4 separate regions of the Mus musculus genome follow, and regions 1, 3 and 4 are each linked to region 2. The links are chromatin loops, found by intact Hi-C in ENCODE. Cell type or tissue: heart. All regions are shown on one strand. Each heading gives the region's core, and the rest is flanking DNA. Links, peaks and the distances in the headings are about the cores only.

Evidence for each region. Peaks named below come from ENCODE experiments on the same cell type or tissue, not always from the same donor. Only the 100,000 strongest peaks of a DNase experiment are listed, where the experiment ranks them.
Region 1: a loop joins it to region 2, with 4 times the contacts of the local background. A loop is called at or near these places in 4 of 42 quality-filtered maps.
Region 3: a loop joins it to region 2, with 4 times the contacts of the local background. A loop is called at or near these places in 12 of 42 quality-filtered maps.
Region 4: it touches region 2 in a loop (5-fold over the local background); 6 of 42 quality-filtered maps call a loop at or near these places.

What each region holds. Positions count from the first base shown.
Region 1 is chr10:82,619,677-82,627,074 of GRCm38, reverse strand. It overlaps 1190007I07Rik (RIKEN cDNA 1190007I07 gene), which reads left to right and starts at 3,847. Exons shown (of 3, transcript NM_001135567.1): 1 at 3,847-4,110; 2 at 4,251-4,367; 3 at 6,858-7,224. The coding sequence starts at 4,260. The coding sequence ends at 6,953. In heart, for the core only: a CTCF peak has its summit at 3,900; a DNase peak (open chromatin) is centred at 3,834; H3K4me3 peaks cover 1,680 bases; H3K27ac peaks cover 1,754 bases.
Region 2 is chr10:83,540,162-83,547,559 of GRCm38, reverse strand. Washc4 (WASH complex subunit 4) reads right to left here and starts at 3,619. Exons shown (of 33, transcript NM_001033375.2): 1 at 3,458-3,619; 2 at 636-775. The coding sequence starts at 3,518. In heart, for the core only: CTCF peaks have their summits at 3,144 and 3,345; a DNase peak (open chromatin) is centred at 3,609; H3K4me3 peaks cover 1,758 bases; H3K27ac peaks cover 1,438 bases.
Region 3 is chr10:83,358,338-83,365,735 of GRCm38, reverse strand. It overlaps D10Wsu102e (DNA segment, Chr 10, Wayne State University 102, expressed), which reads right to left and starts at 5,515. Exons shown (of 4, transcript NM_026579.3): 1 at 5,363-5,515; 2 at 3,603-3,689; 3 at 1,221-1,357; 4 at 1-32. The coding sequence starts at 5,477. In heart, for the core only: a CTCF peak has its summit at 3,584 (motif pointing left); DNase peaks (open chromatin) are centred at 3,925 and 5,575; H3K4me3 peaks cover 2,315 bases; H3K27ac peaks cover 1,001 bases.
Region 4 is chr10:83,645,897-83,653,294 of GRCm38, reverse strand. It overlaps Appl2 (adaptor protein, phosphotyrosine interaction, PH domain and leucine zipper containing 2), which reads left to right and starts at 4,631. Exons shown (of 21, transcript NM_145220.2): 1 at 4,631-4,767. The coding sequence starts at 4,714. In heart, for the core only: CTCF peaks have their summits at 4,483 and 4,746; a DNase peak (open chromatin) is centred at 4,564; H3K4me3 peaks cover 2,166 bases; H3K27ac peaks cover 2,129 bases.

The DNA.
Region 1 (7,398 bases), core at 1,585-6,584, 920 kb after region 2:
CCACATAGATGCATAAAGTAAAATACATATAAAACAGTGAAAACTCTACTTAGAAAAGAAACAACTTTGGGGTTGGAGAAATGGCTCAGCTTGTAAGAGTAGGTGGGACTCTTGCAGAGGACTAGAAGGACGTTGAGTTGAGACAGCATTCACTTAGGCAGCTCACAGCCATCACTAGCTCCAAACTAATGGATTCCATGGGCACCTGTGCTCACACACATGGACCCACACATCCCCATATGTATGTAATTCAAAACTTTTATTTTCCAAAAGGGCTGGGCTATGGTGGCACACACTTTTAGTCACACTGATAAGTTTTTTTCTCCACTGGTGAACTGAGCCAATTCAAACCAGATTAAAATGCATATAACTTCTGGTTTATTGGGAAGCTGCTCTCCTGGTAAGTTTACTGCTCCCAAGGAAGGAGGCAGGGGAAGTCGCCATGGGGAAGGAGAGAGGAGGGGGGAAGAGAAAGAGAGAAAGTGTGTTCGCATGAGAGAAGGAAAAGGAGGAGGAAGAAGAAGAAGAAGAGAAGAAACCAAAATGTCTGGGTTATGTAGCAAAGAGCCTCTGTGGGAAGGGCCGCCCAGCCCCTGGGCTGGAAAGTTCAGGGCAGGGATTCGAGATAGGGCCTGAGGGATGCAGGAGGTCCCGGAGGCCAGGTCTGCTCTGGTATGTAAGATATGCACCTCAGCTGTTTGTTCCTAGGGTCTGAGGCCAGCCTGGACCACATAGACTGAGGTGGTTTGAATAAGCATGATCCCTATAGAGACGGACCATGTATTTGAATGTTTGGCTCATAAGGAGTGGCACTATTAGGAAGTATGACCTTGGTGGAGTAGTAGGTGTGGCCTTGTTGGAGAAAGCGTATTACTGTGGGGTAGGCTTTGAGGTCTTCCATGCTCAAGCTATGCTCAGTGTGGTATAACAGGCTCTTGGTGCCTGTGGATCAAGGTGTAGAACTCTCAGCTTCTTCTCTGGCAGCATGCAAGAAGAAGAAGCTACCTCCCGACTCTGATGAACCTCTGAAACTAGGCCATTCCCAGTTAAATGTTTTCCCTTATAAGAAAACATTTAGTGTCTCTTCAGAACAATACAAACCCTAACTAAGATAGAGAGACCTTGTCTCATAAAAGGGTGGGGAGGGGTAATAAATTTGGAATTTATTTAAATTTTTAAGTGTCTCGTTATACTACTAAGGAAAAGATAAAGCATAGATTGGAAAGAGACATTTGCAGTGTATCTGATAAAAGGCTTGTATCCAAAATAAAGAACAGTTTACAGTTTAAAAAAAAAAACCAAACAGGTCGATTGAGCTGGAGAGTGTGTTTAACACACATGCTTTTCTTGCAAAGGACTGGAGTTCAGTTCCCAGCATCCACATGGTGGTTCACACCACCTGTAACTCCAGTTCCAGAGTGTTCAACACCCTCTTCCGACCTCTGAGTGCACAGGCATGCACATGGTACATACATGTAGGCAAAACATTCAAATGCATGACATTAAAGAGATCTTAAAAAATGGGCAAGAGATTTGAACAGATACTCCACCAAAGGATACAAGTATACAGAAGTCTATGAGCCAGAGCAGTGGATGGTGGTATATTCTTATAAGCCCAGCAGTTGAGAGGATGAGGCAGGAGGATCACTGCAAGCTCAAGTCCAGTTTGAACTATTATGATGCATTTTAATTTGTATTTTGTATGTATGTGTCTGTTTGGGTGTACATGTACCTGTGTAGATAAGTGTGGAAGTCAGAGGCTGACATTAAATAACTTCTCAGTTACTCTGCATCTTATTCTTATTTACTTACTGTCTTAGGGTTTCTATAGCTGTGAAGAGACACTGTGACCGAAGCAACTCTTATAAGAAAACATTGGGGCTGGCTTATAGTTTCAGAGGTTTAGTCTGTCATCATGGCAGAAAGCACTGGGACACACAGGAGTTATGCATGGTGCTGGAGAGGTAGCTCAGAGTTCTATGTCTGATTGGCAGGCAGCAGGAAGGGAGTGAGACACAGCCTGGCTGGAACATCTAAGACCTCAAAGCCCAGTGAGACACCTCCTCCAGTAAGGCCACATATACTCCAATAGGCCACACCTTCTAATCATGCCACTCTCCATGGGTCAAGCATTCAAACCCTTGAGTCTGTGGGGGCCATGCCTATTCAAACCACCACCACAGTCTCTTTATGTACTCCTGGCTGTTCAGGAATTTTATTATATGTAGACCAGACTGTCGTCCAACTTACTGAGATCTCCCTGCCTCTGCTACCCTAGAACTGGAATTAAAGGTGTGTGCCACCATGCTCAGCCTTTTTGAATTTTTTTTTTTAATTTTGAATTACATGCATGAGGGGATGTGTGGGTCCAGGCATGTGAGCACAGGTGCTCATGGGATCCAGAAGTTTGGAGCTAGAAATGGCTGTGAGTTTCCTGAGTGTTGCCAGTGTCCTTCTAGTCCTCTGCAAAAGCCCTACCCACTCTTAAAAGTTGAGCCATTTCTCATACCTATTTAAACCACCATGTTTAATTTACATGTTTAGTTCTGAGACAGGTACCTGGAAGTCGCCAATTGGGCTAAGCTCTAGTGAAGCAGAGACAAGCCGATCTCTTGGGTTCACTGGGCAGCTAACCTATCCTATTTTGGGAGCTCCAGGTCAATGAGACACCCAGTTTGGAAGAGGAATAAAAGGAAAAAGAGAGGAAAGGACAGTGCCTGAGATTCAATGCTCCTGAAGTTGTCCTTTGACCTCTAAATCGCATATGTGCCCACACATGAACAGTCACAGAAAACTTGGGCATAATGTTGATTGCCTTAGTTGTGGGTATAGTCTTCCAGATGTATACTTTCTGTGAGATTATTATATGTCAAACTTAATACCATTTAGTTAAAACTAATTTTTTTTATTATCATGAAGTTAAAAAAAAGCATGTGTGTGTGCCTGTGTGTGTGTAAGAAAAGAATTTACAGAGCTATCTCTGCTTCCATCATGTGGGGCTGGGGGAGCAAAATTGTGTAGTCAGGTTTAATGACAAATGCCCTCCACCCCCAATCCTGAGCAATTTTGTGCCCAGAGTTAAAAAAAAAAGTTATCACGATTCCTGTTACACAATGCTACCTTAATGCTTCAAAATTCTTGCAGTTTACTTAACAAAAATGAACCCACAATCAAAGCATGAACCCACAATCAAAAACACTCTCAGATTAAGTAAGGTGATTGGAGGTCTCTTTTCCAGTAAAACCATGACCCAAAGGTACTGTACCTGGGTGTGGCTCTGTGTAAAGTTTCAAAGAACCGCAGGAACCAGGAGAATAAAGCTTTGAGCTGCTCTCTCTAGAGCAGTGGTTCTCAACCTTCCTAATGCTTCCACCCTGCAACACCCTCAGGATTTTTTATTTAATACCCTTAGGCTGTGGTGAGCCTCAACAATACAATTTACTTTGTTGCTATTTTATAACAGTGATTTTGCTGTGACTTGTAAATATCTGATATACAGGAGATGTGATAGACGACTCCCAGAAAGCGGTCAGTGAGTCCTTCCAAAGGTGTCCGATTTGCAGGTTAAGAAGAGGAGCTGTAGTGTGACCTGCCCTTTGCCCTTGCAAGTGCTGTGCTGCGAAACCCCGCCTCTTCCTAACCACGTGGGACACGTGCAGTTTCCTTTGTGCGAAAGATCAAAGGATGCTGTAAACATCACAGTTGCCAGGAATGGCAAACGCAGGATTGGGACAGTGACCAACCAGGAGCTAGGATTCCAGGCTGGCTAAGGGGTGGAAACGGTCAATTCCCCCCCCCCCCCCCCGCCCAATTCCAGCCCCAAGTCCGTCAGAAACAATCGAGTGCGCCTGCGCGAGTATTGCCTCCGCTTTCCGCTCCGTCGCTGCGTCGGACCCTGTACTTTGGTTCCTGCCCGCTGGAGGTCCGTCCTGGTTCTAAAGCGACCCTGTGACCTGTCTCCCTGCGCGCGTGCACTCCGCGGTACAGTCTCGTGCGCGCATAGTCGTGGGAAGGAACGAGGGGCTCCAGCGTCTCCCTGAGTGGCTGAGGGAGCGAGGAACCGCCGAGCCCTCCTTCCCCTGCTCGGCGGGCGCAGGCTGCAGCTAGCAGGTGCCCCGCTCGCTGGTCGCGGGGGAGGAAGTTGCGGGGGCACCCGAGGTGGTGTTGCGACTCAGCCACCCAGGGTCAGCGGTCAGGCCATCTGAAGGCTACCCAGCCCTCTAACGCTGTGCCCTTTCCGTCCCCGCCAGCTCTCCACCATGCCCGGGGGCGTACCCTGGTCCGCCTACTTGAAAATGCTTTCCTCCAGCCTCCTGGCCATGTGCGCCGGGGCCCAGGTGGTGCATTGGTACTATCGGCCTGACCTGGTGAGTGCTGTAGGGCGCGTGCCCATCCTCGGGGTGAGACCCTCGCGTTCAGTCCACTTTGCTCAGTCCCTCTTGACTTTTAGATTGTCCCCAGTGTTTGGATACCTAGCTCGCTCTTAACACTCAAGAGTGTGTCTAATAGTTGTGGTGAGCCAGCCTGGTCTACAGAGCGAGTTCCAGGGCATCCGGGGCTACACAGAGAAACTGTATCGCGGGAGTGGGATATCTATATCTATATCTAAATCTATATCTATCTATATGCTTATAGATAGATATATGCATATCTTAGTGAAACAGAAAGTGTCACGAACTTTCAATGGAAATGCAGTTTTGTGTCTCGTTTCTGCAGGAGTAGTTGCCTGCCGCACTTTACCGAGGAAATAATGCCTAGAATTTGATCCTGTGAGGTTGACTTGATTCATCTCATTACTATTGGAGATGTGCAAGGGTTGTTACCAGCAGCTACCTGTAGTTGGGGAGAAAGCAAAACAAAACCAGTCTCTAAAATGAGCGGTACTAAGGGTCCTAGGCCACCTCAGACTGGTTAGTAGAGAATCTTTACTGATAGGCGTAGAGGCCAAGGTGGCTGGCTGCTATAGGATGCTGAATGCTTTCCTATTATTTAAGGGATTTATGTCCATTACCTACCTTGTCTTTTGCAATTATTCCAGCCACCACTGTTATAACTGAAAGGTTTGGGGAGAGAGCAGAGGAAAGGAGACCGTGGTGGCTGCCCAAAGTTGGCACTCAGTGCTGCCTTAGGGAGAACAGCTAAGATGCTTTGTTTTAGGTGTCCAGCATAACTCACTCATTAGGACAGCAAAAGAGACAACTGTATTCTCATAGTTCTTTAGGCTGAACCCCAGGTCTCATCCTAATTCATCTCTTATTGTGTGCCTCAGCAAATGCCACTGGGTAAATATGGACAATACATCCACATCTGTCCACATCGATCACCACACTGCCTACCCTAGCCAAGCCACCGTCAGTTTCTCTCTTCAGTTAAGACAGTAGCTTCCTGCCCATCTTCTGCCCTCCACTCCTGCTTTCCCTGAAACGTCTCAACAGAGCTTCCATCGCTCTTTTTTATCCTGGAGTCAGGCCATGTCGTTCTCCTCAAAACTCACCAGTATCTTCCTGCTTCCAAAGCAAAAGCCACGGACTCTTTATGTCCCTCCCACTGTCCACCAACTAAGCTTTCTAACCTGCTGAACACTGTGTCAGCTGTACCGATGACTTCCTTGAACTGAAGACATAGTCTTTGGTTTGGTCCTCTGCCCTTGTGATCCTATTAGCCTGAAACAAGACTGTTTCCACATCCTCCTCCCTCCTCCCCTCCTTCCCTCCTCCCCTTCCTCCTCCTCCTCCTCCTCCTCTTCCTCCTCCATGTTCTGAAGTGACCCTCTGAGCCAAAAGCCTGTGTAGAGGTGCTCATTTTCTAACAACCAGAGAAATGCAATCTGCAGTCAGAACCACTACTCTGCTGGCCATAATGAAACAGCAGTTGTCAAGGACAGGGAGAAATTGGAACCTTCATACGCTACCCTTGGGAATAGAATATCACACGGCTGTTTTTATATGTAACTAGTCTGCTAGTTCCTCAAACAGCATATATGTTCCTGCAATTCCCAGTTTAGTTTTCTCCCCAACAAACACTAAGACATCTGTCATACTTACTTGTTTGATTCTGTACATGTTCATAGGTGGGAACAATTCAGATACCTGAATACCTATGGAAAACATGTACATCTTTATAAGGGAATAGCATTCAGTGATCCTACATGAATGAACTTTGCAAACACTACATGAAAATATTGAGCAATAAAAGACCACATGATATATGGTGGGCAAATATATATGGACAGAGTTGGCTTGTGGGGACCACTTGGGAATGGAATAGGAGTTTCTTTTGAAGCAGTAAAAAGATTCTACAATTTTATTGTGATAGACTCACAGTTCCAATTCTACTGTACTGAAAACCATTGTTTTTGTACCTTTGTGGTGCTGGGAATCAAACTCTGTCATATACATTCTGCACCCATTTCCCTCTGTCTTTCTGAAAGGTAGAATTGTGTGTTGCTCATGTATGACTTTATGCACATCACATGCTGGCTGCTTCCAGTCTTTTGGGTACATTAACTACCAATAGTTATTTCCTAGGCCTGGTGCATGGCAGAGAGTTAGCAAATATTGTGGGAATGGATTTTCAAATGTTGAATTCTCATTTGAAATCACAGTTGTGAGTCAGTTGGATTTATCCCTGTGCATCCTCTAGGACTTGAGATTTGCCAGGACGATCTATTCAAGACAGCAAGAAATTCAGATCAATCAGGAGTCTTCATAAAAATGGCCTGGTACTGAGTAGCATGCACGAGGCTTTTGTTTTTTCTAAAGCTTTTTAGATCATATTGAAGTGTTGTTTCAGAATGTGATGGTATCTGTTTTTTGGCTTTTGTTGTTGTTGTTGTTGTTGTTGTTGTTTTTTTGTAGACAATACCTGAAATTCCACCAAAGCCTGGAGAACTCAAAACGGAGCTTTTGGGACTGAAAGAGAGACGCCACGAACCTCATGTTTCACAGCAGTAGAAACTTCAAAATAACAGCTGTGCCAAGAATTCTGTGAATAATGTTTCAAATATGTATTTTAAAATTTATTAAGTAAAACTACTTTTTAAAACACCGAATTTAGGGGGCTCAATGGCTCAGAGGTTAAGAGCACTGTCTGCTCTTCCAGAGGTCCTGTGTTCAATTCGCAGCAACCACTTGGTGGTTCATAACCATCTATGAGTTGTACCCTGTTCTGGCCCGCAGGCAGAATGCTGTATACATAATAAATCTTAATATTTTTTTAAAGATAGTCTTACTATACATTCTTGGCTCACCTAGAATTTGCTGTGTAGATCAGGCTGGTCTCCAGTTCACAGGATCTGTAGGTGTCTTAGTCAGGGTTTCTATTCCTGCACAAACATCATGATCAAGAAGCAAGTTGGGGAGGAAAGGGTTTATTCAGCTTACACTTCCACATTGCTGT
Region 2 (7,398 bases), core at 1,359-6,358:
GGCTACACAAAATAACCCTATCAAGAAAAAAAAAATCTTTCCCACATTAAGACCCCCCAAGTTCATTCAAGTCAAAAGGTACTATTGGTGAATGAAAGAAATATTTTATATCTTCATTTGAATATGAGGTAGATGAGCTCTGTAATTCAGCAAAATTCATTGCGACATCCTTAAAAATCTATATATTTGACTATGTATAAAACAATGGTCATTTTTGTGGAGTTTGTGCTACTATATCTTAAGTTTTTATCATTCTTTCAGAAAACAAATTTTAAAAACTATGTAGCTTAACAAGGTGGGGGAAGTTACCAATTTCATTCACTCTTAGATTTTAAATGAAAGCATATTGTCTACTTTTAACACAAGAGGTAGTATGCCCTAAAATAAACATATATTCATATACATTTTTAATGAAATAAATTCAGACCTTTAATGCTATAGGATCAAGATTGAAATCTCAAACATCACAAGAGGTAGTATGCCCTAAAATAAACATATTCATATACATTTTTAATGAAATAAATTCAGACCTTTAATGCTATAGGATCAAGATTGAAATCCCAAACATCACAAGAGGTAGTATGCCCTAAAATAAACATATATTCATATACATTTTTAATGAAATAAATTCAGACCTTTAATGCTATAGGATCAAGATTGAAATCCCAAACATCGCCAATCAAATCATCTAGGGCGTCCTCAATTCTTCTCAGCTGAGATGTGTACTCCTCAAGGAACCTCCCGTAGTTCTTCAGCTGGACTTCAGCATGAATTTCTACATTTTTAAAACAGTGTGTTACAATTACAAGTAATAAACGGCAGAATACTAGCTTCAAGTAATCTCAAAAACTGCAGTAAAACACTGTTAATTATTACTAGGGAATACCTCACTTCTCGGAAATTAAGTTCCAAAGTTAGAAAGTCATTCAGCTTTGAATCTTCTTCAAATATGTGCAAGTACTTGAAAGGCTGCAGCCCCATACCTTAGCATCTGGGCTTCTAACCATGCCTCAGACAACTCTGGGTCCAGATACTACACTATCCTTTTGAGTCACACACAGCTATGTTGCGAAGACAATCAACTCCGGGAGCAGGGACAAACTGTGTTGTTACAGAGCAAACTTTAAAAGGTGGCTAATTCTATACACAGTCAAATGTTGTGAATACATCCAAATCTTTCTTCATGGAGGTTTTCAATCTACTACATCGTATTATCATTTCAGTAATGCTCCGCTTACCAAATGCTTTACTTGTTCAATTCTTTAGCTATTATAATCAAGATATAAAAAGCAGATAAAACAGACTGGCTGGCTGAGGGAGGATGGGGAGAGGGCTTGCCTACTAAGAGCTCTAGCTGCTCTTCCAGAGGACAGGGGTTTGGTACCCAGCACCCATGTGGCAGTTAACTCTAGATCCACGGGATCCAACACCACCTTCAGGCCTCTGTAGACTCTGTGCACACATGTAAAATAAAACAATATTTAAAAAAAAAAAAGATAGCTGGGATTTACAGAATTTACATATTAATAGGTAACTTTAAGTTTAGAACCACCAGAAATAGCTGGATTTTCATATGCCTATTCAGTGAAATTATAAAGTATTTCATCTTATACCTAAGAATTATTACTTATTCCAAAAATTCAATTCCAATTCATTTCTTTTACTGATGTGTATAACTTTACTCAATCTTTGTCTTCTAAAAAAAAAATGCTTTTTCCTTCAAATTTGAAGTTTGGAGCTGTCATGAAATAAACTATGTTCTGACTCACACTGCATGAAATATAGACTAGACATCTGTCCTTTATTTTGAACTGAGTTTGTGAATCAGGGGCATCAATTCAGTTCACTAAGACGCCTGTCTCATTACAGCACTCACTTAGATAATTTTGGAAAACAATTAGTCTAGATATGATTCACAGCCCCAAAATTAATGAAAGCCAGGCACAGAGAGACCTCTTACCTACTGCTAACAACCCCGTGTTAATGTCTTACTCTATTACATGGGAAATGACCAAAGCATCCTTTGACCAGCAAATGGGTTCTTAAAGACTGTACTTGAAAGACATGCTAAGAGATCACCTGGTTAGACCTGGGTAAACGACAGCAACACTAAATTCCTTGCCAGTAAGATAACAAGTAGCTATGAACTCATAAAAGTTCTTAAAGTACAAGAAGAGACTAAGAACCAGTGGCCCTCTGTGCATAACATACTCCCCCTCCCAACAAACTGCATTTCTTGTAGTTTTCCTACTACTTTTTAAAGTTAGTAAACAACATTATGAGTTTCACCATGGCATTTTCATACATACATGGTTTTTATATTGTGTCCTCACCCACGTCCTGTTTCCACTCCTTTCCCCAGTCCTGAGCATCTAAAAAACTGATTATGTCTAAATAACTGATCATTCATTCCACTTAAAGCTGAAACCCAGTATACCTTCATTCCAACTTTGGTTAGATTAAACTAAAGTAGGGACCTCAGCGCACAATGGGGGGGGGGGGGGGGAGGAGAAGGGGTGGTTACTATCCTTCCATCTAGATTTTTCTTTATGCTGACTAAGACCAATATCTTAAGATCTGCCCAGCACCCTGAACATAGTTCAACTAGATGTAAAGGCAAAACACAGTTACATAGGAATCTGTACATGGTCTAGTATCTCTGTAAAATAATTCATAATGCAGCTGTACTTTATTTTTAAAGGCATTCCTACTTTTGGGAAAGGTATGCATTTAAAAATTTCTTGGGCAACTCGCCCCAATATATCTTCTATCACACAGAAAAAACAAACAAACAAACAAACAAACAAATCAACCTCCAGAGTGTCTCTAATTAGTTTGGGTTGTCCATTTATGCTGAAACAAACTATGAGGCTTTTGGGGTTGGAAGTGATTTTAAACATAAACTTGGACTTGACGTCATGAGGCAACTGCGAAGCAGATCTGATTTTTTAAAAAGTTAAAATAGATTTAAAAACCTTTTCAGCTATTTAAAAATCAATAAAGGGCCGAGAAGGAATAAGATATTCCTATGTTGGTTGATTTTTTTTTTAAGGCCAGAAAGAGCTGTTTTTAGCTGTCTCTGTGGTTCTAAGAACGTGAATCCAAACTTCAAAAGTTGGCTTGAGAAGCAAAGAAAAACAGGAAACCGAAACGGGAACCCAGACTCTTCTAGAACTGAAGGCTGAGCATCTGGGGCAAACCCTGGGACGGGATGGACAACCCGGGAGGATGGCCTCGCGCGGGGCTCCCCAGCGATGGCACCGCTGGCCCGTCACCGATTCCGGGAGGGACGCAGGGTGCGAGTGCACGGCCAGACGCGACCACACGGTCACGCAGAGCGCCCCAGTCCCACCCAGCGGGAGGGTCCCGAGAGGGCGGCTGCGCAGCGCGGCGCCGCACCGCGCCGCCCTCCGTCCGCAGCGCCGCCCGGCCCGCCTCGCCCGATGCCGGGGCTTACTCTGAGAGCCGTCGTCCACGCGGTCGAAGTCCCAGTCGGGCGACAGAGTGTCCACGGCCATCGCCGCGGAACCTCCCACAGACACAGCCCCGAGCAGCCACAGCCGCGACGCGGGCCTCACCCCAGCCGCTGTCACGGCACGTGACTTCCGGCTTCGGCCCCGCCCCCGCACGCCAGAGCCAGTGGACTCTCGGCCCTGCGGACCGCGGGAGCCGCTGGGAAAGCGAGTCGACCGCCTGCTCCCGGCGCGGCCGCCATAGTGATGGCTGCCGTTGGCATCCTGCATCCTTTCCTGGTCTCGCTGCCGTTCACGACTGTTCTCAGGGCACATTCCGTTCCTCGAGGCTCTTTTTTTTTTATATCCTAGGGGATTACTCCCTCAGTCTAACCTGGAAAGAATGGAAATAACCGGGTGGGGCCCAACGCAAGACCCGGTCCTTCACCTGGACACTGCCCGAGCCCTTGGACCAAGATGCCTGTCTCACCAGCTCCCTTTCTGTCTTTACCCTCGCGATTCCTTGATCCCCTTGCACTTCCTGTGCAGATTATTTGTTGAGAAAAGACCTGTGTGTGTAAAAAAGTAATGACTTTAAGAACGCCACCAAGCAATCTCACTACTGGGTTTGCTTTACATAGATCACTATTCTTTCTTTCCTTGCTTTTAAGAAGGTGGGGTGGGAACTGTGTTACCCTGAGTTCTACATCTATCCTAACGTTTACACAAAACGCTTTCTATCAGGGCAGTTTTTAGTATGTACTTCTACGAAGCAGTCTAAATAGCATCAAAAAAAAAATCATAATGTAAAATTTAAGACATCCATACTCTGAACTCCTAGAAAGCTACAAAATGAAATAGGTCTCAAATGGCATTAAAGAAAAAAAAGAAAAAAAAAAAAAGGAGAGGAGTCGATTTTAGAACAATGCATATTTGCTGTAACATCTACAATCGACGTAAACGTTTATTTATGCTCATGTGTTTGCAAATGCATAGGAAGAATTCAAATCTCATTAAAGAAGACTGGATTACTTGAAAACGGGTAGGTGCTCATTAATACAAAGTGGCTCTTAAATTTTTCTTGTGTCTATTAGCTGAGTCTTTTTCAAGCAGAGTTTTAAAGTTATTTGCATTATATAAAGTACCACAAATCAATATAGAATGTTCTCTTGAAGAGCATGTTCTGAGATGCTAAGGTTTGGGCTTGGTTTTATTTTGAGACAAGATCTCATTATCGTAGCTGAGAGTCCCTGCTGCTCCTGGGCCTGTGACAAGGCTATGGAGGGAAACCTCTACAGATCTGAGCCACAAATGAACATCTTTACTTTGTAAAGTGCTTTCCTAAGTGCTGGGAATACAGGCATGTGTCACCATGCCTGGCATTGCAAAGAAATTAGAAAATGCTTTTTTTTTCTAACAAAAGTGTTTGTTACAGTGACAGCTGACAAACACATGTGGACTTAGTGTGTCTCTGGCTTCAGGGTGGCCTATTGGAATTTTCAGTTTCTGTAGCATGCAGTTCTGGCAGCCTTCTTTAGGTTCCATATGGTAGCTGTTGGCAGCTTCGGGCCCACATTATCACAAGACTAAATCTAGCCCACGAGAGAAAAAGAGCACGCTGAACTGATAACTCGAACAAAAGTCCCAGAATCAAGTCTTGCCAGCAGTGATTAGCCTTTCTTTACTTGAGCACACTTTCCAGCCAATCTCAGAAACCCAAATATCAGGAGGGGTGGACCCATTGGCTTAGTGTAGGTCACGTGCTCCACGGATGCCCTGAGCTAAGAAGAAGCAACTCTCTAGAGATCACTTAGCCTGGAAGTGGAGGAGACAACGATACAGAAGCCAATGGCTGTCATCATAAAAGTGGCTTTATGTAGCAGAGGGAACAGCCATGATGGTGATTGCATCACTGATCCACTTGGTCATTAGCAAGCATCTCACAGTGACATCCTCCCAGGCTTTTGAGTTAGAAATTAATTATTATGGCAGGGTTTTTTTTAAAGTTTATTTCAAAATTCCTTTTGTAATATTTTATGACTTAGATGCTTACATTTAGAAATCTAAATAAAAGAAGTAATGCTTTATTAATAGCTAGCACGTATCTTGTGCTCATTGCATAATCTATAACAAGAGGGTTTTTGTTGTCGTGGCCCAGACTAACTTTGAACTCACTATGTAGCTTAGGCTGACCTTGAACTTCAGATCTTCCTGCCTCCAGTTACTAAGTGCTGGGTTTACAGGCATGTGCCACCATACCTGGCATTGCAAAGAAATTAGAAAATGCTCCTTTTTTTTTTTTCTAACAAAATCCAAACAAATAAAATCTGGGGAAAAGTTGAAAAGTGGACAATTCAGAACATGATGACTTGTAAAAAGAAAAGACTTGGCAGAAATATATTTGGAGGAAAGCCAAGAGTCTAAGAAAACCTTTATCACCAAAGTTTGATATGGCCTTTAAATGTAACTCTATAATTCCATGCTATGTCAACTGCACATTTCCACAGGAACTTTACATGGGCATCTAGTGAACATCATTGAATCCACAACTGAATTTTGGGTACTTCACTCCAAAACCTGCTTCCCACCCTGTATGAGATCCATGACTTAGTAAAGAGCGATACGATACGACCCACTTATGCAAGGCTGGGTACCATGGCAATGTCTTCTGTTTCTCATCTTCTTGTTCTAAGTCAGTCAAAGGTCAATCTTATTTTTAAATGACTCTGAAGTTGTAAATAAAATGCAAAAGTTGTCAGGATCAAAATGGAGTCTCAGGAGGGTAGGATGGCCTACCAGGTAAAGATGCTTGCCACCAAGCCTGATAACTTGAGTTCAATCCTCAGGACTGACTCCTGAAGGTTGCTTTCTGACCTCCACATTCACACCCTGAGTTGTACATAGATAAGTAAAATGTTAAAATAATTATTTTGTACTACTGTAAACCCTATAAAAAAATCAAAAGCCAGGAGGTCATAAAGGAAAGGTTCTATACCCATGATTGCCTAATAATAATCATCCAAACTATTCTGCCAGGTTCCAAGGTTTGCACAGAGAGCTCTGCAAACTTCTCGGGGAAGAATTTCTAAAGAACCTAATGAGGGGCTCTCCAGTCATGAACTGATGGAGCCTTTGTTACAATCACTGTGGCCAGGAAAAGCAGTTTCATAAAACGGATGTAACCTTCCATACTCTCACGTTTAAAGCCCTCCCCTTGTCTTAACCTCTTAAAACATGTCTGGGGTTTACTATGACCGTTTCCTGCTTGTCTGGCCCCCAGAATAGTATTCTCTGCAAAATCTCTCACCTTGGTTTTAATGTGGATTGGCAATATTGAGTTGTTACACTTGGGTTGTATGACTTTTGATGGCTTGGTTTTCTGCCTTTTTCCATTTCATTATTTTATAACTGTAACAGTGAGTGAAAGAAAAAAATTCAGGACTTTTCATTAGCTATTCAACATGACCTATGCCTGGCTGGCTGCTCTCTCTCCCCTCTGTCTACCCCACTTAATCCTCCAGCTTCAGTGAAATTCTTGTTGTAGAGATTGACTTAAAACATGCTCAGAGACTTCCTGGAACTGCCTTGAAGGCTGCTGGGAATGATAAAAAAAAATCTTTATTTAAAGAGTACACACTGTCTTGCTTTTAGTTTTAAAATACTAAGAAGGTATCAGGTTTCTTTGTTATTTATCTTTTAAGAAATATATTTAGCTCTACGGGCATGTCCCAGGAATGGCCTGTCTTAGTGTTCACGAGAGGCATAGACTCCAGTGCCTGCAGAGGAGCTCACACAGCAGCTGAGGCCTCTGTCATGCTCCCCACTGCTGGCAATCTGCCAGTAGATATGCTCTAGTGCGCTGTCTCCAATCACTGTGGGCCACAAGAGAGCCATTGCATCAAAGAAAACAAGATCCAACAGAAATGTCTGGTCTATGCACTCTGTT
Region 3 (7,398 bases), core at 844-5,843, 180 kb after region 2:
TCTGACCGACTCATCTCAAATAAGGCCACATCCTATAACAAAGTGTCAGGATGAGAAATGTCCTTCAGGGCAGTTCTGTAACATGTTCTAATAAAGCAACATGGATGGCTACAGAGAGGGTGCAACAAGCAGGTAAAGATACTCACTGCTTTTCCAGAGGACCCCAGTTCAGTTCCCAGTACCCACTAACTCCAGCCTCAGAAAATCTAACATTCTCTGCTGGTTCTTATGGGCACCAAATCCATCCTAAGAGCAATGTCACTGAGTGCTTTAAGTAAAACATGTCTTTAAAAAAGTTCTTGCTGCCTACTATCCATCCAACAGCACCCATTCAATAAAGTGGACTAGAGTAGTGGCTCTCAACCTTCCTAACTATACAACCCTTTAATACAGTTCTTATGTTGTGGTGATGCCCCCCAACCATAAATTATTCTCACTGCTATTCCTAACTGCAATTTTGCTACTACTGCTATCAACCATAGTGTAAAATCTCTATTCTCTGGGTCCTGGCAAGTCGAGACCCACAGGTTGAGAACTGCCAGACTACAGTCAGGCACCCCATTGGACACTTAAGACTTGACAAGCAGGTGGCCACAGTAACATGGCCACAATCCCAGTCTGTAACAGCAGTGGGAAGACAACCTGAGGTCAACCTGAGGCTCCCCCACCACCCCCAAAAAAAAAACATCACAACTCTTGCCTTAAAGAAATTTACATTTCTGAGCAAAAACCAGCACTGGCAGGCAAAATCCTGCCTGCCACCCACTTTCGTTCAGACACTGAAGTAGGAATGGTGTCTGCACTTTCAGAGAGTAGCTGAAGGGGAAAGATGTAATTGTAGCATGCATACCACAAGCTTCTGACACCACAGCCCTGGGCAGAATTTCCCACCATGAAAAATTGTTCACCTGGAACTATGAGTCAACATGAATAGCCCTTCCCTTAAAAACCATGCACACATAAGAAATTGTATGTAACTCAATTTTTAGTAGCCATAAGTTTACAAAGCCTGCTTATTAAGTAAACGGCTACATTCTGCACTGAACAGCATGTCAAACAGGCAAACAGAGGGAGTATGGCCCTGTGGAAGTCAAGTATGTTTTACCATCTTGCCTGTGTGAAAATATTTGCTAATTTTACTCTAGAACGACATTTTAAAATACCATTTGGTGACAAGTATATTAATTCCATTGTATGAAACAGAAACAAGACTGAGTTACCATCTGTATGATGTTTCCAGACGTCTCGTCGATGTTTTCAATATTGAAGTGACCAGCTGGAGCAGCTGCCATTTCCCTCCTCAGCTTCTCATTTGCCTGGGCCATTTGTGGGAGGAAGGCCTGAACCTGGTCTAGCACTGGAGAGCGAACACAGCCAAGCAAAGCGTATTAGTAAGTTCTAACCAAGCCCTCCCAGCACAGCATTTCAGAGCAGAGTTAGCAACAAACCCATCAACTCTACATCCCTCCACTTCTGAGCCGCCTTGGGCTGCACTGGAGGGTGGGTGCTAGGCCCAGGGCTCCACCAATCAGTTACATTCCTAGGCCCTCTGAACTCGCAGAGCAATACAACCACACGATTCACCAATTAACTCAAATGTTCTGTTACTCTGCCATCCCCAAAGTATAAAGTTCTAGAAGGCTGGCATTCCACAAGATGACTGGGGAGAAACCAGACAGAATGAGCTAATGGTTAAGTGAACCTGCTCTTTACAGTGAGGCTGTCAAAGTCATTAATGAGATCTATTTGCATTTTTTACTATGTCAGTCACCTAGAACGTCTGTCACCTGCTCAACTGCCCACCTTTCATCTGAAAATGGCAACACCACCCTTCTTTTTAAAAAGAAAAAGCCAAACAACAAAAAGCAAAAAGACAAACAGGAACAGGTTTGCGAATTCTCTACGTTCATAACTTGGGCTGGCTTCCCAGTCCTGCATAGGACCATGCCTGCCCTTCCTTTGAAACTTGGGTCACTCATGTTCCTCATCCTGAACGGGCCTAGGTTTCTGCAGTCCTGCCTAGCGCAGTCTGCCCTGTGCTGTAATCTGACAGGGTGTTCTAGCCAAGCCAGTGAGCAGTCAACTTGGCTGAGGAGAATAGCACCAAGTTAACTGGATGCATTTCTCATTAACCAGCCGACTAGGCACAGCTGCACAGCAGCGTCTTTGGGTTAGTCTAACGCAGAGACCAGCAGCATAGGACGACAATGGGCATGGGGATCCAGATAAACCTTTACTTTCTATCTCTGGCTTCTCTTAAAGCAATCTCAGCTTCCACTCTTTTGCAACTCAAGAGTTCTAACGAACACATTCAATCTCACCACCATGCTGACTAGTTTTGTCAACTTGACACCAGCTAGAGTCTGAGAACAACAACTACGGAAATACCTCTGCAAGACCCAGCTGTAGGACATTTAACTAATCACTGACTGATGGGGGAAGGCCCAGCCTATTGCAGGTGATGCCACCCCTGGGTTGGTGGTCCTGCATTCTATAAGCAAGCAGGCTGAGCAAGCCATGGGAAGCAAGCCAGTAAGCAGCACCTCTCCATGGTCTTTGTATCAGCTCCTGCCTCCAGGTTCCTGTCCTGTGTGAGTTCCTGTTCTGGCTTCTTTCAAGTAATATACAGTGATTTGGAAGTGTAAGTCAAACCCTTTCCTCCCCAAGTTACCTCTTGTGGTCCCATCACATCGAAACAAACCCTAACCAGGACAGAAATTGGTCTAACAGTGGGGTATTGCTGTGGCAGAGACCTGACTGTGTGTGTTTAGGATTGTAGAACTTTGAGCTGTTAAAAGCACTAAGTGTTCAGAGCTCAGTGAGCTCTTCTGTAGGAGCCTGGGAGATAAGAATGTTGAGAGCAGTGCAGACGATAAGAGGTCTGGCTTGTGACGTTTCAGAGGTCAGTTTGAGAGTCCTTTAATGACTATCTCTGCTTCCCACAGTAGAAGGGTTATGGTCTCATGAAGCCACACAGCTTAAGAGGGTTCCTCTGGTCCTCACGTTGGCTCAACAAGCACCCTTATTCTGAGCAATTACCTAGAATAAATACCTGCCAGGTGTGGTGGCAAACACCTTTAACTCCACTACTCGGGAGGTGGAGGCAGAGGTAGGTGAATCTGAATTTGAGGCTGGCATGGTCTACACCGAGTTCCAGGCCAGCCAGGGATAAAAAGTGAGACTGTCGTGGGAGGGGAGGAAAAAAAAATGGCCCAGCAGCATGTAGCAGTAATCCTAGAGTGGGGTGAGGCAGGAGAATCTGGGGTTCAGGGACATTCTCAGCTACACAGGGAAGCATGAGGCCTGGACGACATGAGACCCCGTCTCAAGGAAAACAAAGCTAACTAGACCATAGCTAGCTGGGCCTTTTGGGGTTTCAAAAACACCTTTTATTCTGAAAACAAAAAAAAAAAAAAAAAAAAAAAAACAAAAAGCCTGCAACCAGGGAATTAACATGAGAAATTCTATTCCTCAGTCATTTACACAATATATTTGATTCTACGGTTTGATATGTGCCATGAAGACAGACTGTCCCCATCAAATAATGGATTAACTAGCCTCAATTGGGGGAGTGCCCTCTAGAGTAGAAACTAGGTACTTACAAGGGCTCCTCTGCATCCGAACTGTTTGAAGTGTAGAGGTCTTTCTGGGATGAGGCTTAGAGCTGATGAGCAACTGGTCCCAGATACCTGAAACCACACACACAAAACAATTCATGGCATAAAACAGCCCTGAGCAACAAGTGCAACTCAGAAATGAGATGAGCCTCTACACCAAAGAACTGTGAGAGCCGGGCCCATCAGCACAGCCTGAAGTCTGAACCACCCCTAACTCTGACAGAGGAGGAGCCAACACTCCTGTCTGTACGTCTATCTCCCCAACCTCTAGTACTGATCTAATAAATACACATTGACAAACAGGGAGGGGGACTAGGCATGGCAGGGCACACTCAAAAGACAGGCAAGTGGATCTCTGTGCTCCAGGCCAGCCAAGGCTATGTCTCAAGCACTAGCTGCTCTTGTTTGATTCCTAGCACCCACATGGGGGCTCAACTGGACTATAATTCCAGTACCAGAGCATTCGACACTTTGTGACCTCTTAAGGCAACAGGGATGCACAACGCACAACTTTAAACAGCACAGTTAGCAAAATGTAGACCTGCAATGAGTCTTTGATTTTAGTTAAGAAATTCAGATATGCTTTAATCCCAACACTTAAGAGGCACAGGCAAGAGTTCGAGGCTTGCCTGATCTACAGAGTAAGTTTCAGAACAATCAGGGCAACACAGAGAATCACTGTCTTGAAACACACACACACACACACACACACACACACAAAAGGTAAGTCAGAAGTCAGAAATAGGGCCCAAAAAGAGGGTTTTATGGACACAGTGCTTGCCTCCCAAATTGGAAGCGCTATTCACTCCCCACATAGTAGGAAGAGAGAATAGCCCCCTCCACATACCAGAGGTACATAATACAGAGAACCAGAAACGGTTATGTAGACTTGGGCAAGTCAGACTGGGCTTTTTTTTTTTTGTAGAATATACTTGCCTAGCTCTCCTACCTAGAAGGTGCTCAATTTAAAAAATTAATTATTCCGAGTTGCACCTTTCCAAACAAACCAACTGCCCAGTCCAAGCAACAAACACTGAAGACTCAAGCCTTTGCCCACTTTTTTTTTTTTTTTTTTTTTTTTTGTATTTTGTTCTTTGTTTATTCGAGACAGGGTTTCTCTGTAGCCCTGGCTGTCCTGGAACTCACTTTGTAGACCAGGCTGGCCTCGAACTCAAAAATACGCCTGCCTCTGCCTCTCCAAATGCTGCCAGGCTGGGCGGTTCCTAATGAACTCTACAAGGACCACCTGGCCTGGACCGGCTTGGCAGGTAGAGGAAAAAAAAAAAAAGAACCACCACCGCCCAGCGCCGGGCTGGCCTAGTCGTACCCCGGACAGACCCCGGCAGCGTCTCGGGCTCCGTGGCATCCCCTCCCAATTAGCGTCCCAGACTCCGCGGTATCTCCGACCTCCGCAGCGTCTCGGACTCTCTCGGTGTCCCATACCCCCGCAGCGTTCCAGGCTCCCCGGCATCCCTAGCCATCGCAGGGTCTCTGGCTCCTCGGCGTCCGCGGCCCCGCAATAACCCGGACCCCCGACTCCCCACAGCGTCTCGAGCTCCTTGGCTTCCCCGGCCCTGCCGCGTCTCGGGCGCCTCAGTGTCCCAGAACCCCGCAGCGTGCCCGGTCCCCGGTAGCATCCCCAACCTCCTGCAGTGTCTCCAGTAGCGTTCCCGGGTCCCGCAGTGTCCCTGACCCAGCAGCGTTCCGTGTCCCTCCAACCCACCCCGCTCTCCACCGTCGCTCACCTCCCGAACCCTCGCTCCCCGCCGTCAGCAGCTCCCTGGACACCGTGACCTGCGAGCAGGCTACAGAAGACGAAGAAACACCAGGACCGGTCCCGCGCTCGCCCTGGAACTCCATGCTTCCAACCCAGCGCCACTGAAAGAAGCCCGGATATAGGAAGGCACGGGGAAGGGGCGGGGTCAAGGCAGCAATTGGCCGAAACTAGGAGGTGGGCGGTGACTTACGGGTGCGTGGCCAGAGCTCGCGCCTAGAGATGAAGTTCAGACCCACGGGAACCGGAAGCGGGGGTGGGGCCGAGGCGGGGTGGAGGATGGGAACAAGGCACCACACTGCGTGGGCGGAGCGCTGCGGATGCACGTGTCAGGCGCCTAGTCTACCCCAGCCCAAGTCTAGCCCTAGTCTCCTCCTTTATTGTTGTTAGAAAAGAATCAACCCGGCTTGGTCAAGCTAAGCAAATGCAAGCATGAAGAAGGTGGTGCGAGGCCTTTGTCGTTATTTCCATTTTTGTTGTTGTTTGGGGAGGTTTCTGTGGTCTTCAGTTTGTAGCAATCCTGCTTTAGTCTTCCAGATGCCATAGAGGTGGGAGCCACCACACCCAGTTTCTTTTCATTTTCTATATTTTATTTTTTGTCATCCTGGCTGGCCCAGGTTGACTTCAAAATCACCATTTTCCAGCTTCCATTTCCGTGTACTTAAATCTACAGCCGCCCATTACCATACTTTGTTGTTTGTTAAAGCCTCACCAAGTTACCCCGGTTGACCTGGTACTCAAAGTCCACCTAGGTCCTAAATAGCCTGGATTTCAGGTCTGGATGACCAGACCCCAGCTTAGTTTACTATTTAACTGTAAACACAAAACCCAGAAGTGTTAAGAATGCTGTTTACGTTGCTATATATACAGCATGCCTTTGGAACACTGTCATGTCAAAATCCTAAAAGGTTGTTCCAGGTGGTAGTTAAAAGGTAGAGCTGTGAGTGAGGCACTGAGTTTGGTCTCCTACAGAAAAACAAATCCTTCATTTCTAAAAAGCTGAAACAAAACCCCTGAATGACAAACCCCATTCCTCCCCTCTTCCTGCCCCTGGGACCCAATGCTCATGGTTTTGTTGAGAACAAGCGAAAGAAACGTATTCCAAGTGCTACCATTTCATTTCCAGACTCCCATTTAATCATAGGGAGAAACTTAATTCACGGTCCCAGTCTCTAGGGAAGCTGGGGACTTCCCTATATCAGAACAGCTTCTGTTGTAAACAGTTGTCTGTGTGAACGCATCTCCTCAGGGACAATGTGTAAGGAGACAGTTATCTGAGTCCAGCCATCTCAGGGACAACTTCTCCATCTTGCTGGCAGGGTCAAGCAAGTTCATGTTCCCAGACCTAGGAACGAACACCTGTCCCAAGTCTACATGTTTTCCTAATTGTCTGTTAACTGGTAGAGAGCAGAGGAATTGCTATTATCTAAATCAAGGTGTGTAAGTTTTAAAAATATATAACTAATTGCCTGGTATGCACTAGTTAACTACATGCAGCTGACCCACTCCTCCCCACCCCCACCCCACCCCACCCCACCCCTGCTTCCTTATCACTCTGAGCTCTGCACCTAATGGAATTAAGGGCCTTGAAACCAGGTGCCCTGGATATGGCCCAGTACTCCCTTGTTTAACTTATAATGTCAAAACACAATTGGATAAGACTGCAGCTCCCCCCAGCTCCCCTCTCAGGGCTACACAGAGAAACCCTGTCTCGAAAAACAAAAACAAAACAAAACAAAAAGTACAATCTCCCTTCCAGGACGAGGTTCAGACCCCATACTAGCTGCCTCCCTGAGTGCTCAGAAAATAAAGCTTTTGTTTTTAAAGCTTCCATCTCTGAAGTGAGTTGTCTCAGCTCCCACCCCAAACCCAATAATTTCTCTTTCCGTGTAACTAGAATCATAAACTCTTGTTTGTGTAACTAGCATATTTCACTGAGAAGAATGTCTTCAAGGTTTATTGAAAAGGATATCTTTCAATTTTAATGTTGAATAATATGCTCTTGAA
Region 4 (7,398 bases), core at 1,647-6,646, 110 kb before region 2:
TCTCTCTCTCTCTCTCTCTCTCTTTCTCCAGTGTTTCTTTGTATAACAGCCCTGGCTGTCCTAGAAGTCACTCCATAGACTAGGCTGTCCTCAAACTCGCAAAGATACACCTGCCTCTGCATCCCCAGTGCTGGGATTAAAGGCGAGAGCCACCATGCCTGGCTCTCATGCAATGAATGTTCTATAAGCATTTATCAAGGAACTGCCCAGGTGTTAGGTAATATGTGAAGCACTAAAATTCTAGAAATACCTAAGGCAAAGTTCTGCTCACTCCACCTGTAAAGTGGGGGACGGGACAGAAATGGTGTTCTAGAATTATCTTGTCAAGTGTAGCTGGAGTATCCTGAGAACTGGAAGGTTGATTTTCGCTTGAAGGGGTGCTCGTCACATGGAGGTAGGGGGAGAGGACTAGATTTGCAGTTCAGCCTTGAGCTTGCTGGAAGAGACATCTGAGAAGGGCACTGCAAACAGCAGAAAGAATCTCAGTATCAGAGAGGCCCTGACCCCATTACAGATGGTTGGGAGCCACCATGTGGTTGCTGGGAATTGAACTCAGGACCTCTGGAAGAGCAGTCAGTGCTCTTAACCGCTGAGCCATCTCTCCAACCCCACGTGAAGCATTTTTCTAACATCACAAATTATACTAGTTTGTTTATTGTTGGGAGCCGCCCCCACATTCGCCGTCACAAGATGGCGCTGACATCCTGTGTTCTAAGTGGTAAACAAATAATCTGCGCATGTGCCAAGAGTAATTTTCCACTACATGTACTCTGCCTTTACTCAGCCATGGGCTGCAGCCAATCAGGGAGTGATGCGTCCTAGGCGAAGGATAACTCTCCTAAATAGGGACAGGGTTTCGCTTTCGTTTTTGGGGGCCTTTCGTTTTTGGGGCTTGGGGCTTGCGCTCCTGGCCCCTGAAGATGTAAGCAATAAAGTTTTGCCGCAGAAGATTCTGGTTTGTTGTGTTCTTCCTGGCCGGTCGTGAGAACGCGTTTAAGAGTTTATGTATGTTAAGAAATCTTCCATCTGTCCATCTAGATCAGACAAGAAATCACCTTTGGGCTCCTTACCGCAGGGCCATCTCTCTAGCCCCAGTTGACATCTTTTTAACAGGTGCCTTCATAGTTTCGAATTTTTTTCTCAGACCCCCAAAGCTCCAGTGGTTCTCTGACCCTCTTGTCCTGAGAACCATTTTGTATCTCCCTGTCCTCCATTCCTTTCTGACCTTCATCAAGGGAAAGGTAGAAGTTCCAGACAGTGTCCTTTCTGCACAGGGTCATGTCAACTCTAGATCTCTGCAGTTGCTGTCAATGGCCTTGCACCCGTCCAGATACAGCTGGAAAATGACCGAAACCTACCTCGCCATAGTTTCACATGGACACATACACTTTAATGAAGGACTTGACATTGTTTATCTTCACATATAATTCCCCTATGTAAACCATACAGCAAAGCAAGGTAGATTATCTAATGCTCAGTGGTGAGTGCTATGTAAAAGGGAGATTGCACGTCATAATTAATAAGGCGAATTTATGCAATTTACAGACTCATTCCTGGAATCTGTTTTGTAACTTGTTGTTTTGAATCCAAGACATATTGTTTATGACAAAGTGTCTGGAACATTAGTACCAAGAAATCCCATGAAGGCCGTTGAGGCGGTAATGTAACAAAGGCACACCAGAGAGTAATATGATTGTGTAAGAATGTGGTGTAAAACAATTCTGAACATTGGTATTCAAAGAAGGCAATTTAATTAGAAGATGATACATGAGAGAGATGGTTGCCCCTTCTATGGGATGTCTAAGCCCCTTAAAGGGTTTGGGGAGCTCTGTCTTCTTTAATATCTATTTTCTAATGAAAGAATATACACCCTTTTCCCTTGGTGTTACCAAATCCTGAACTGTTTTTTTTACAATCAGGGAAAGGGGAGGGTTTGAGTCTGGTCTTGAAGAGTTGATTTTGGGCAGCAGAGAGTTTAGAAGATTGTATGAGGAAATTTTAGTTGAACAGAACTTGGAAGGTAAAGAAAGAATCCTGGTATGGGCACAATTTCACCTGAAAAGGGCAAATGAGAAGGGGATGGAGGATACTAGATGGAAGGCATAAATAGCTCACACCAGAACGAAGGGAATCATGCCATTGGAGTTGGCTTTCGGCGGTGTTTGGTGTTATGATCATAAAAAGGGAAAGAGCTGTAAGAATATGTTCTGGCGGGGTGTAAGGGGAGGAGGTGTCTCAGCGGGGCCCATGCGGAGGCATTCCCCTCCCCTGAGAGGCCAGCCACAGGATGGTATAGTACAGAATAGAGTTTATTCAGGGCATGGGGAGGGGAGTTAAGAGAGTAGTAGAGGCAGAGAAAGGCAGAGAGGAGAGAGCAGAGAAGTGGAGGTGGGCCATGACCATGTGGAGAGAGGGGGGAAGGGAAGGGGAGCAAGGGGGAAAGAGGTAAGAGAGACAAGAGAATAAGAGAGAGAGGAGGGGCCAAGCCACCCCTTTTATAGTGGGCCAAGCCTACCTGGCTGTTGCCAGGTAACTGTGGGGAGGAGCATATACCTGGTTGCTGCCAGGAACTGTGGGGGTGGAGTTTAGACAGAATACCAACATTTGGAGCACTGATTTTTTTTTGGGGGGGGGGCGGTTCTCTGTGTAGCCCTGGCTGTCCTGGAACTCACTCTGTAGACCAGGCTGGCCTCGAACTCAGAAATCCACCAGCCTCTGCCTCCCGAGTGCTGGGATTAAAGGTGTGTGCCACCACAGCCAGCTTGGAGCACATATTTTTGTTACTGAACCGGGTGGTGTCTTAGTTACCTTTACTACTGTGGTGATAAAATGCCCGGCAAAGCAACTCAAGGGAGAACAGGTTTGTTTTGGTTTGCAGTTTTAGGGTATGGTCCATCATGGCAGGAACTTGAAGGGGCTGGTTGTACTGCATCGACAGGCAGGAAGCAGGAAGCGAAGGAATGCTGGTATTCACTCTCATCCTCTTCCATAGTCCAGGACTCAAGCCTAGGGAGTAGTGCCATCCACTTTTGGGGTACATCTTCCCACCTCTAGTAACTTAATTCCTCACAGGTATGTATGCCAGGGGCTAACTTAATCTGAATAATTCTTCACTGGTGACCCTGATCCTACAGATTTCACAACCAACACTAACTGCTCAGGTAGTTCCCATAAGACATAGAATTTGTGCAGTATCATACTCTCCTGGTAATTTTGGTGACACCTCATTGGACAAATAGTACTGATTTTATGTGTCAATCCATTGAAACTCGTGCCTTTAATATACGTCAAATTCCACTTCTGACCTTCTACACAACCTTTTCTTCTTTCTCCAGCCTACGCTGTAGGGTCCTGAGTAAAGTATCTCATTCTCCAGTGTCCCTTCTTCTCACTTTTAAATGACATCACAGAACTACATAATCTATCCTTTCTAACCCCGAAAATTTCATTATGAAATTCTCCATAACGAAAAACCTTAAAAAACCAGGAAGATGAGACCTAATTATATGGCCCCAAATCATTTAGCAGTGATCTGAATATCACGGAAAACACACACACACACACACACACACACACACACACACGCACGCACGCACACACACACACACACACACACACACGTAATGTCTGTGCTCTGAACTGTTTGAGTGTGGGCCTGTCCTGGTATTTAAAAAAAAAAAAAAGAGGCCAGAGGCTGGTAAGATGGTTCAATAGTTAAGGGCACTTATCTCCAAGCCTGAGACCTGAGTTTAATATCCAGAATCCCCATGGTTGGAAGGAGAAAAGTCTTTCACAGTTTGTCTTCTGAACTTCACACACTAAATATAATTTGTCTTGTTGTATTTTTAAATGGTGTGTGCATTTCCTATGGGAGATACGTGCACATGAGTGTGCCCATGCATGTCCCTACGGGAAATAAGGTGCATGCCACAGCCTCCTACCAGGTGCTGAGAAGCAAACTCACATCTTCTGCAATGTCCTTTACACCATCTCTCCTGCTCTACCCAAGCCCATCTTCTAACCCAAATTAAAAAATAAAATAAGAAGACGCCAAGGCTGGGGGTGTGGCTACTTTGGTAGAGGGTTTGCCTAACTTGAAGGAAGCCCTGGGTTTGATCCCCAGCACTGCACAAAACTCCAGTTTGGTAGTCGAAGTCTGTTATCCCATCACGCTCTGAAAGTGGAGGCAAGAGGATCAGAAATTTAGAATCATCCTCAGTTACACAGCGAGTTAGATGACAGCCTGACTCCCTACCCCCGCCCCCCCCCCCACACACCCCAAAAAGAGGCCAGAGAACAACTGCAAAATCTGTTCACTCTTATCTCCTCCCACACAGAGAGAGCAATCTGCAGAACCGCAAGAAGATAAAAGCCTATCGTCCCACCCGGAGATGCGCCATGAGCACGGGGGAGGGCAGCCTCGAGCACCGGGGAGGGCAGCCTCCAGCCGGAACCTCCCGGTGCTGCTGCGCTGGCCGGAGGGGCCCGAAGCCCCGGGATCGGACGGAAGCGTGGTCGCCACACTTCCGGTGTCCTGTCCCGGACTGTCTACATGTCCGGCGCCTGCCACACTTCCTGTTGATCCCGGCAGCGGGGGGCCGGGCTGAGGGGCGGGCCGCGGAGAGTGGGCAGGCGCGGGCTCCGAGCTAAGTCTCAAGTCCCCGAGCGCCGAGTGTCCCCTCCTCGCATCCCGCGCTCCCTCGCCGCCGCGCCATGCCCGCCGTGGACAAGCTCCTGCTGGAGGAGGCGCTGCAGGACAGCCCCCAGGTACCCCCGGGAAGGCTGGGAGGGAGCCGCGGTGCCCCACCGGCGCTCGGGGAGGTCGGGCAGTCGTTGTCCCACAGTAGTAGCTCCCTAGCAGGGTAACAAGGTTTTCAAGCAGTGTCTCGTGCAGAAGAAGGCGACAGCACTATCCACACAGACGCTGCTGGTACTAACGAGTCCACGAGACCTAATGAATGCAGGGGCCGGAATAGGAAGCACAGAAAACCTGGATCCATCGCCAAGTCGACCCAGGGAAGAGAAAATTCCAACATTTGCCCCATTTGTGCCACAGGGTGGTGGTGATGGGGCTTCATTAATATAGTGGAGATGTGAATCAAGCCCTTTGAGCTTGAGATAGTGCATAGTGACAGTAGTTCAGAAGTCACAGGACTTTCCCCAGGGATCTTCTATTCCCTTTCCTGGTATGGCATCCCTAGCTTATTTAAATAAATACCTTCATCCTCTAGTATCTCCGGTCCTGAAAAAACTAGAAAGGCTCAAGCTGTTCTTCACAGTCTCTCCTCTTCTTTCGGGTTTCTTCCTTGGCTCCCAAAGTAACTTGTACCTCCCAGATGGAAGTTTGATGAGTTTACCTACATTTCCCCCATCTCTCCCTTGCAGAATAAATCAAAAGGGCTATCGGTGTGTGCCTGTCTTAGGCTCAGTTCTGAATGATTGTCCCCATGTAGAGGAGCAAGGATATGTAAGCAAGCTGTGATAATTAGTATTCCCATTACTTGGGATTTTGTTTTTTGTTGTGTTTTGTTTTGATACAAGGTCTTACTATGTAGCCATAACTGGACTGAAAACTTGCCCTGTAGACCACGCTAGCCTTGAACTTACATCTTGGGTGCTGGGATTACAGATGTGTTGTTATGCTCAGCCTGTTTTGTTTGTTTGTTTGTTTGTTTTGTTTTTTAACTGATTCAACTTTTTAAACAGACTGGCATGTATTGTGCTAATTCTTCGCAGGCTTCCTTATACAGCTCTGGATGTCAGGTGTTTGCTTTGGACCCCAGCCTTTGTTGGAAAGCATTTCAGCCTTCCTCCCCTGTCGTTAGGATCTGAACATAAGCGTGTGGAAATCATAACCACCGTGGTTGTGAATAGGGCTTTCCATTTGCTTTGTACTTGGTGACACGGAAGGTCAAAGACAGACCGTTTCCCTAACCAGTCGTGATGGTGGCAGAGCCAGGCACACAGACATCGCACAGTCTGGAGTTTTGAGGCCTCTAATGGGTGCGCACCATTTCTGAATGGCATAAATGAGTCTGAGACCTGGGCTGCAGTTCTGCTTCTAATTGTCCGGTGTTCTCATCTGCAGAAACTCCACAGAAAACAAGGAACATGGGGCAGATGGTCTTGAAATCGGCGGAATAGTCTAAAATTATATCTCGTCTGTATGGTTTACAATTTTGAGCTTGTGTGTGTGGGGGGGGGGGCGGAAGATGTTTAGAGTCATTGTTACTCCTACCTGACATTCTTTTTAATTTTAAAAAATATTTTTGTCCACAGTAAAGGTTTATTCTTAGACAGTTGGCGTCCCTGCAAAGTGGTAAAGCCCTTACTTAATTCAGACAATTGTCTTGTTGCCTTTCTCGTAAGGAATATTTTTAAGTACTTTTTATTCTTCAATAATTTCCTATACTTATACAGCGTATTAATATCAGATCACCTCCCCATCTTCTCTTTCCAGACACCCCAAAACATGTTCCCCACCCATTTTCCTGTCCTCTTCCCCCCTCAATAACACACAATCTAATTAGTGCTCTCTTCCTATGCATGGGTGTGGGGCCATCCAGTGGAGCCAGGGCAACCTCCCAACAGCCACACCCCCAAAGCAAACTGGCCATCCCTTCCCAGGAGCCACCAACAGCCTGTAGCTTCTCACTAAGGGTAGGGCTCTGGGGCCTCCATCCCAGGCTGCAATGCTGACTGGCATTACCTCATTTACGTGACCGAATTGCTGTGAGTCCACGAGTGGAAGTCACTGGTCCAGTAACAGTATTTCACAATACTCTGCCTCATTCTCTCATCTCCTCTTCTGTGACATTTCCTGACTCTGATACAGATGTGTGCGGATGTGGGCGTGCGGATGTGGAGGTCAGAGGACAGTTTGTGGAAGTCAATTCTCTTAATTACACCATGCAGGTTCCAGGGATTGATTTCAGGTCCTCAGACCTGGGTGACAAGTGCTTTTACAAGCCACAGAGCCACCTGTAGGAAAGTTGTCATTGCTGTTGAGACGAGTCCTCACCCATCAGTGTGACTGCTTCGGGGCTGGGGTGGGTGGGGTGGTAGAAGATAGCTTTAGGAGCCCCTCAGAGCCCGCAGAGCATGGCGGATACTGTTCTTTACACAGCACATGCTGGGCTGCAACTTTCCTCCCTGGAGATCCAGGGGCGTAGAACTGGATACAATGGAAACCATTTCTAGTATTTTATGTGAAAGAATTAGACACAGAAGCAAAGGTCAAGAATTCAGGATTGTCTAACCTGGGCTATGCTGTCATCTCCAGACTTCACCGGAGAGAACAGCTCAGTCAAGTTACAAAGATATTGAAGAAAATCTGAATGAGTTAAGAACCCTTGTGCATGGCGTTGCACTAGTGCCTCTCTTGGGTTATGTGTGGGT